Linked DNA regions of Mus musculus: region 1 is linked to region 2. The links are chromatin contacts, found by Hi-C in ENCODE. All regions are on one chromosome and are shown on one strand. The core of a region is the stretch at or near the end of the contact, and the rest is flanking DNA. Distances in the headings are between cores, read along the strand shown.

Evidence for each region. Hi-C counts contacts between places; a loop is a spot of excess contacts on that map.
Region 1: a map of heart shows a loop between it and region 2 (22-fold over the local background). The contact joins the promoter of Col1a1 here to the promoter of Tmem92 in region 2. A Hi-C loop is called at or near these places in 9 of 37 maps with a recorded cell type or tissue (heart and left cerebral cortex).

The regions. Positions count from the first base shown.
Region 1 is chr11:94,934,324-94,938,854 of GRCm38, forward strand. Col1a1 (collagen, type I, alpha 1) reads left to right here and starts at 1,901. Exons shown (of 51, transcript NM_007742.4): 1 at 1,901-2,121; 2 at 3,587-3,781; 3 at 3,904-3,935; 4 at 4,055-4,090; 5 at 4,181-4,282. The coding sequence starts at 2,046. Gm46293 (a long non-coding RNA gene) reads right to left here and starts at 293. Exons shown (of 3, transcript XR_001780299.1): 1 at 1-293.
Region 2 is chr11:94,781,351-94,785,922 of GRCm38, forward strand. It overlaps Tmem92 (transmembrane protein 92), which reads right to left and starts at 1,353. Exons shown (of 5, transcript NM_001163172.1): 1 at 1,005-1,353. The coding sequence starts at 1,085.

The DNA of each region.
Region 1 (4,531 bases), core at 651-3,150, 150 kb after region 2:
CACAGCCACCTCAAACACCTGTTCCCTCTGAGGTACACCATCCTTGTCCACTGTTGGGGAGTGGGGCATCCTTTGGAACTGACCACAGTGGAAGGCAGGACTTTGGTGAGTTCCGGAACTACCATCTCAGCATCTCAGCCCCAGCCTTGCCCTACAGGCACTGGCATTAGGCGGGGGCAGATCCTGGGCCACAAGTTACTGCCACATGGTTGGGATAATTGATGAAGTCCTGTCCTTCCATTGCTGTCTCCAGCTCTGCTTCTCTGGAAACTCTATATTTTCCCTTTAATTATAGCCCCTGCAGTCTCCCTCCGCCACCCCACCCGCACTGCTCGGCCTAGCTGCCCACGGCCAGCGACGTGGCTCCCTCCCCTTCTGTTCCCTTGGTCTTTTTTTTTTTTCCCTTTGCCTTCGTTGCACAAAACTAGCTCAGGGAGGGCGTGAAGGGGGGGGGGGGAGCAATGGAATCTTGGATGGTTTGGAGGAGGCGGGACTCCCTGCTTCCACGTTTACAGCTCTAAAGAAGCCGGTGGGGGAAGTGATACAGGATGTCTATGGGCCCTGCAAGGAGACCCCAGTGCCTTCCCACACCACCCACACAGTTTGACAAGATGAAGTTCCTAAGCAGATTGGACAGAGCACCTTTGCAGGGTGCAGGGAGCACCGGGGAAGAACGGACACTGTCTTTTAGCGACAACTTTAAATATAAGCTGCTGTTCTTGGGGGACTACAGATGACCCTTTCCTGACGGCAGAGGTGGGGAGCAATGGCCAAGATTTTCAGCAAAGAAGTGAGGACATGGGAAGAAACCATTAAATAAAGTCCCTCAGCTACCAAACACAAGTTTCTGCCACACACTGAGTTCACCTAGGTGTCCCCAGACCACATCCAAGTACAATTAGAAAAGAGGGCTCTCTGTAGCTTTGAGAACACCCCTCTATGGCCAAGTACCTTCTACCTGTTCATTCTGCATTGATATTGCTACATAAGAGGGCCTCTAACAAATCTCTGGCTGTGGCCACAGCTGACACAAGACCTTTTTCTAAAACATCCCTGGTCACAGGCTTCCTGCAACAAACTCACATCCCAGTGCTGGGATGGAGGAGGTCAGAGAAGAATTTATACAACATGCCCCAGGCCCCAGCTTTGAGGACCCAGAAAGCCCCCTGCCCACACTGCTGCTCATCACTTAATGCATAAGCATTCTTCTGGAAGGACAAGGATGTCAAAGGTCTCCCCAAGCCTCAGCCTCAGAGCTGTTATTTATTAGAAAGGTGTGTCTGGCATGGCAGAACAGATAGGCACCCCCTTCCTTTCAAACCACCACATATCTGACTCTTAGTATCTGTGAAGAGATGTATAACTGTTCACAAATATTCCTACCCTCCATTCCTGGGTCCACACCATGAGGTGATCCCCTCCCTCCAACAGGCACATCTGCTTAGCTGATAGGTTCTAATCAGATTAATCTAACTTATTCCTTAGTTCTTCCCCAGGATGCCTGAAAGATTACTAGGCATGGCCAGGAGGACCTTTTCCCAATTATTCCTGACACTGATCCCTTTGTAGTGTTTCCCAACTCAGATTCTCAGTTCTACATCCTTCTGATTTGAAGTCCCAGAAAGAAAGTACAAGGGGTATTCTCTACCCACACTCAGTATACTGAGGGCCCAGCCACACTCCAGTGACAGCACCTCTGGCCCATGTAGATCTGGGGGGCAAGGGCGGCAGAGTTGCGGGAGGGGGGGCGCTGGGTGGACTCCTTTCCCTTCCTTTCCCTCCTCCCCCCTCTTCGTTCCAAATTGGGGGCCGGGCCAGGCAGTTCTGATTGGCTGGGGGCCGGGCTGCTGGCTCCCCCTCTCCGAGAGGCAGGGTTCCTCCCAGCTCTCCATCAAGATGGTATAAAAGGGGCCCAGGCCAGTCGTCGGAGCAGACGGGAGTTTCTCCTCGGGACGGAGCAGGAGGCACGCGGAGTGAGGCCACGCATGAGCCGAAGCTAACCCCCCACCCCAGCCGCAAAGAGTCTACATGTCTAGGGTCTAGACATGTTCAGCTTTGTGGACCTCCGGCTCCTGCTCCTCTTAGGGGCCACTGCCCTCCTGACGCATGGCCAAGAAGACAGTAAGTTCCAAACTCTGGGGAGTTTACTACAGCTTCTTGGTATTGCGTTCTGTATAGAGGGGTCCTAGCAGATAAGACTTAAATGGAGGTGCAGGGCTGCTCCAGAGGCAGGGATGGGACGGTGATGGAGAGGAAACGGGATGAGAGAGGTCACCCTGTTGAGCAGATGAGGGGGAGCAGTTCTCAGAAGTGGAGCCTTGCATGAGATGGCCCAGGAAGAAATTTCAAGCACCCATCTGTAGCACAACAGGAAAAGTGGGAATCTGGACACGGGTTGGGGCAGAGTACGTCGAAAATGAAATAAGGCCTCTGGAATAGAGATTCGGAGCTCAAGATGTAAAAGCTATCAAAAAGGCTGCGGGATGATTCATAAGGAAAGATTGTTTGCCCTCTCTGCAGGCTAGACAGTGTTGCTGGGGCCTCCGGGGTGCTGGGCTCTCGGGGGGGGGGGAGGGGACGCACGGAGAGGGCGGGTTGCTGGATGAGAAAGTTTGGCTAGGACTTGACTGGGCGCGGTCCCTGTGCCTCCTGCTGGCCAGCCGAGAGCACTACGAGTCCTGGTACAGCACTTTACAGCGCACAGGCTGAGAAGGAAAACCTGGGTTATTGCGGACCCTCATCTCCAGACTAGGAAAATAAAAGCAGGGATGGATGGGGTAGCTCTGGTCTTTGAAAGAAGTGACCCAGGCCGAGTAAAAGTCGGTCCGCCCCTGCATTGCTTAGTTTTGCCCGCCACCTAGTGGTTGCCTTGATCAGGTCCTGGAGCGGTGGGCGTGGTTAACTCATCATTACTATTTGTAGACTTGACTTCTTTGGCTAAGGAGATTCCAAAGCACTACTGGCTTTGAAGGACCCGGCTTGTCTAGTTAGCAAGTTTTCAAGATTCCTGGGAGCTGGAAATTGGGATGTATCTAACTTTAGGGATACATTTTACTACACTGGACAGGGCTCCACTGAAATCAGCCCCTCCACATTGTAGCCCCGCCCATTCCGCCCCACCTGCCCCGGGAAAGGAGGTGGGACCAGGGCTGAATTTCCCCTTCTCTCCTCCCACCCCCGCCTCCTGTCTCCGCGCAAACCACGTCCCACGAGCCCCCACCTACTGCGTAGGAGCCCTCCTACTCTCCTTCAGCAGGCTTTTTTATTTCATTTGGTTCCCGCGCGCGTGGGCTGAAGTTGTTTGGAAGAAACCCCAGTCTAGAGCTTTGTTTAAATTCCTGAGAACTGGGACGTTATAGTCCTGGCCAGGCGCCCTGGTGCTGTCACTGAACGTCGCCGATATGGAGCAGACCTGCATTTAAGGATTTGAGGGAAGAATATAGGGAGTGGGGGGAAAGATTCAGGAAGTGGGAAGTCTCCGTGCGCCTCTTAGACAGGGCAAAGAGTGAGTAAGGCTGGGATCCCTGGTGCTCCGGGGTAAGGTCTCTGACCCGCACACATCCTGTGTCTCTTCCCATTTGCTCAGTCCCTGAAGTCAGCTGCATACACAATGGCCTAAGGGTCCCCAATGGTGAGACGTGGAAACCCGAGGTATGCTTGATCTGTATCTGCCACAATGGCACGGCTGTGTGCGATGACGTGCAATGCAATGAAGAACTGGACTGTCCCAACCCCCAAAGACGGGAGGGCGAGTGCTGTGCTTTCTGCCCGGAAGAATACGGTACGGTTCTGGTCCTAGGGTTAAGGGAGGTTGGAGTCCCTCCCTCGCCTATGTCTTGAAAGCCTATAACACCCCCAGGTACCTTAGTAAATTTACTTCTAACTGAACGTTTTTCTCCCCAGTATCACCAAACTCAGAAGATGTAGGAGTCGAGGTAATAATCTGCTCCCTACTTTCCTCCCACCCGTCCACGACCCCCACTGTCCTCCAATAAACTGCAGTTTTCTTTGCTTCTCTTAACGGCCTTTTGTTTCTTCATCCTCAACCCCACAGGGACCCAAGGGAGACCCTGGCCCCCAAGGCCCAAGGGTAAGCATCGTATTCTAAATGAGCTGGGAAACTGGAGGGGGCGTGGCTCTGATTTGTGCTCATAGCAGCCCCCTCCGTCTCTTGGTGCAGGGACCCGTTGGCCCCCCTGGACGAGATGGCATCCCTGGACAGCCTGGACTTCCTGGTCCTCCTGGTCCCCCTGGGCCCCCCGGACCCCCTGGCCTTGGAGGAGTAAGTAGATCTTGGAGACCCCAGAGGGGTGTGACTTCCCGTTTTGTTTGTTTGTTTGTCTGTCTGTTTGTTTGTTTTTCTTTGCTTTGGTTTTGTCAGACATAGTTTTCTATTTTAAAATAATTATAAACTTACAGAAAATAGAATAGAATAGAACTTCTATACACTCTTCAACACAACCGCTTTGCCACTTTCTGGGCACCCAGTTCTCTATGTCGCTGTATGTCCTGGACCATTTGAGACATAAGT
Region 2 (4,572 bases), core at 103-2,602:
CAGGATTCTTCCCTGTCCCATCTTAACCAGGTGGTCTGATCAGGATGGTTGGGGGCCTGAGGTTTAATAAACATGGATTGATTAGATCTGATTGGGAGGACTGACAGTGTCTATACTTGGGGCTGCAGAGAGGGGTCAACAAAAGATGCAGAGGTCCCAGACTGGAAGTGTCTTGATCCTGGGTTCCCTCATGCATGGCCTTGGATGGAGAACGACAGGTTCCCAACAGCCAGGGGACACTGTTCTGGGGAGCAGACTTGGGATTTCACTTACGCCTGCCCGCCATGGCAGATTCTTAACCAAGATTGTAAATTTAATCTGAATTGAGGCCAGCCTGGACTACAGAGCTCTAGGATAGCCAGGGCTACAGAAACCTTGTGTTGAAAATCAAAACTAACAAAAAGATTGTATTAAACAAAGACTGGTCCTGACCACCTCTAAGGAAAACCTGCCAACCTAAGACAATTAGAGTTTGAATATGAAGGAGAGGTCAAATCCAGCCCCCCTCACCCCGGGACCAAGGCATGAGACCACCCAGCCAGGCAGCCAGGTCTAGTCTCTGATCAAATTTTTAACTAATCATAGAAGTGAGAACTTCCACTTCTCCGGTTACACAGATAAGTCCAGGAGAGGGACAATAAACTACACCCAAGGTCACCAACCTTGGAGGAACAGGGAAGGAGAGACCCCTAACCCAGACAAGCAAGACCTCAGGTTCCTCAGCCTGACTCAGGGCTTAATAAGACATGCCAAGACTAAAACGGGGGTCACTGATCCTATTCAGGGCTGTGGTGGGGGCCAGCTCCCAGGTAGCAACACAGCACTGCCAAGATAGGGGACCTTGTTTCCCTAGAGACTCCCTTTGAGGTCCCTACCTACCCTTTCCCCAAACACAACTGACAGGAAGTTTCCAATAACTGGTGCTTAAGTTAAGGTGAGGACTGGGTTCCTAGGCAGGCCTCTGCCCCTTTGGGTCCTCCAAAAGTCATAGAAGTCTCACTTACCTCATTGAAGCTTACTCCTTGGAGACTGGAAAGCAGGCCAAAGGTCAAGGTGAGTGTGCCCCAGACCCAGGTGTCCAGCATCCTGTCAAGGGGTCCACTGATCTTCAGAGTGTAAGGACAGAGTGACAGGGCAGGACCTTTTCCACTTCTCTCCACCTATGGGGCCAGCCTCAGGATAGGCCCAGAGTTAACACACTGGAGTTGGCTGGACCAGGGCTGCAAGCTGAACAGGAGCTCAGGGAAGAGAAGTGGAGAGGAGCTGGCCTTGCTTGAGTTTGAGGAACTGGGAGGTGGGAGGTTAGAAGAGGTTGATTTGCAGCCTTCTTTGTTGGATGGAGGAGAGCACTGTGGAAGTCCCTCTGCTGGGCTGTGCTTAAATAGAGGATAGAGCAGGGTGTGGTGACACAGCCTTTAATCCCATCTGGGAGGAAGCAAATCTCTGTGAGTTCAAAGCTAGTGTGATCTAATTAGTGAGATCTAATCCAGGCCAGAGCCTGGATTAAATTTAAAAACAAAACAAAACAAAACAAAAACACTTGTGGTGGTATCACAAGTCTTTTTTGAAAAAAATTTTTAAATGATTTATTTATTTATTTATTTATTTATTTACTTCAGGTATAGGAGTACACTTTAGCTATACAGGTGGTTATGAGCCTTCATATTGGCAATTGAATTTAGGACCTCAACTTGCACCGGTCAGCCCTGTTAGCTCAGTTCCCCTGCTCACGCAGGCCTGAAGATTTATTTATTATTATAAATAAAGACACTGTAGCTTTACTTATTTATAATATAGAAGAGGGCCTCATTACAGGTAGTTGTGAGCCACCATGTGGTTGCTGGGATTTGAAGTCAGGACTTTCGGAAGAGCAGTCAGTGCTCTTACCCACTGTGCCATCTTACCAGATTCAGTACAAGCCTTTAAATTCCAGCATTCAGGAGACAGAGACAGATGCATCCCTGAGGCTAGCCTGGTCTATTGACCAAGAGTTCCAGGACAGTCCAGACTACACAGAGAAACCCTGTGGGGGTGGGGAGGCTGAAGAGTCTGGGAAGTTGACTCAGAGGTATAGAGCAGTTGTCCTTGGACCTGAATCCAGTGTCCAGCATCTATATACAGGATGGCTCATAAGTATCTGAAACTCTAGTTCTAGTGGGATGGCAAAGCGTTTAAATTCAGACTCCATTTTAGAGAACCGGACCTAAGGTTAAACATAAGTAGACTAACAGGCTGGTATCTAACATTAGTTTCCAAGTTGCCCCCCCAAAAACCTGAGCCTAGCTCCAGTCTCTAGACTAATCCCCACCAAGAGCAGAGTTTCTAGATACACCCCCAACAAGACCAGTGTCTCCAGGTCATTCCCCCAAGAAATCTGCACCCCCAGGTTACAAGCCCACCCCTTGCCTAACGACCACCAATGCAGAGGGGAGCAGAAGTTTATGATCTGACTCCCAGCACCAGCCATTTATGTTAAAAGCCACAGCTTGCCAGTTAGGTGCTTGCACACTTACCCCTGCTGGCTGCTTACTATAAAGCCTTGCCCTATAGTCATTTGGGCTCCCCACCACCACCAAAACCTTCCTTTGTGACAGTGGTGTGTTGGGGGAGGGGGTCCCAGGCTAGCTGGAATAGAATAAAGACCCTGCTGTGAGTTGCATCAAATTGGCTCCTGTGTGTGTTTTTGGAGATCATTAACATTTTCCTGGCACAACACTAGATGATACCCTCTTCTGAATTCTGATGGCACCAGACATGCATATGATACACATACATCTACGTAATAAATATTCATACACATAAATATGAAATAAATAAACCTTAAACAAAAACAAACCAGTAAGGTAGCCAGGCTATTCTGTAGGTAAATGTGCTATCCACCAAGCCTGAAAATCTGACTAATGTTTCGTTTTCTTTGTTGGTTTTGTTTTTGTGACAAAGTCTTTCTACATAGCCCTGGATGTCCTAGAACTCACTACATAGACCAGGCTATCCTCAAACTCACAGAGATCCCCCTGCCTCTGCCTCCTGAATACAGTGATTAAAGGCCTGTGCTCCCACATCCAGAAATTGATCTCTGGATTGTGTAGATCCTTCTGGACCCCATGGATTCTTTCACATAGTGGAAGGAGAAAGTCAACTCCATGCACTTGCCTGCAAACACACACACACACACACAAACACACACACATATATGTATATATACATATATATAGAGAGAGAATGAATGAATAAATGCAATAAAATATCTTTTGTTAATTTTTCAAGACAGGGTTTCTCTGTGTAGCGCTGGCTGTTCTGGAACTCACTCTGTAGACCAACCAGGCTGGCCTTCAACTCAAGAGATTCACCTCCTTCTGCATCCAGAGTACTGGGATTAAAAGTGTGTGCCTCCACCATCTGATACCAAATACCATTTAAAATAAAAAATTTAAATTTAAGCCAAGCAGTGGTGACACATAGCTTTAATCCAAGATCTTGGAAGGCAGAAGCAGGCAGATCATTGAGTTCAAGGCCAGCCTGGTCTACAGAGTGAGTTCCAGGATGACCAAGGCTCCTCAGAGAAACCCTGTCTCAAAAAAAAAAAAATCAAAATAAACGAATAAACGTTGAGAGATGAGCTCGCCACTGGAGGGGGCTGAACTTTTCCAGACACCAGATAGACAGCAAGGGGAGGGAGGCTGTGATTGTGGGAAAGGCAGGCCAAGGCACAAGAAGGACAATGGGGTGTGTGTCAGATAAATGGTGCCATCCATTTGTGCTTTGTCCAAGAGGGGAGGAAAAGACCCTGAGCAGGGGAAGGAAAACTTTGACACAGCATTCCCCCACAGTACTGGGATATTAGTGTCACCTCTGTTTTCCAACTTTGTCTGTGTGTGTGTGGCAGGATGTTGATACACTTCATTTTACAACTTTTGGGGGTGTGATGGTGGTACCATTCCTTTCTGAATGAAGAAAAATCAAGGCTTTGTCCACTGTAGCCAAAAGCCAATAGTCCTCAATAGGTGTCAGCAGGCCAGGTGAGATTCATGGAAGGACTCAGGCGGTCAGAGTATGGCCACCAGGTGGCAGCATTGGATAGTGCCGAAGTGTGCACAGGGACCTGGGACTTGACCTGAGAAGCTCTGGGCTGTGATCAAAGGTGTGTTCCACCACTGACCAGCAGAGGATCTGCCATTGTTCAGAGACACAAGGGCCCCACTCTAGGCCTGCACCTCCATCCCACCCAGTGAGCTAGCCATGAGAGGGTGGCATGTGCATGCATGCATGGATATCCTCTTGCATGCTGGGAAGCAGAGGCAGAAAGATCCAGAGAACTTCTGAAGTCTCTATGGCTGCTCTGAATTCCACACCAAATTCTTGCCAGGGTTTCCTAAGAGTGACAAAGTCCCCGTGCCTTCTGCACATCTACTCTTTTTTGCTGTAGGAGGAGTTCATTGTCTGTGGTCCCTCATAGGGTCTGGCTTTAAGGGACTGGAGGTCAGCTGGCCACCCACAGCTTCTCAGAGAAGGCAGCTGGAGTCCAGAAGCCAGGAAAGCCAACTCAGAGGACACGAGGGCTGAGTCACAATT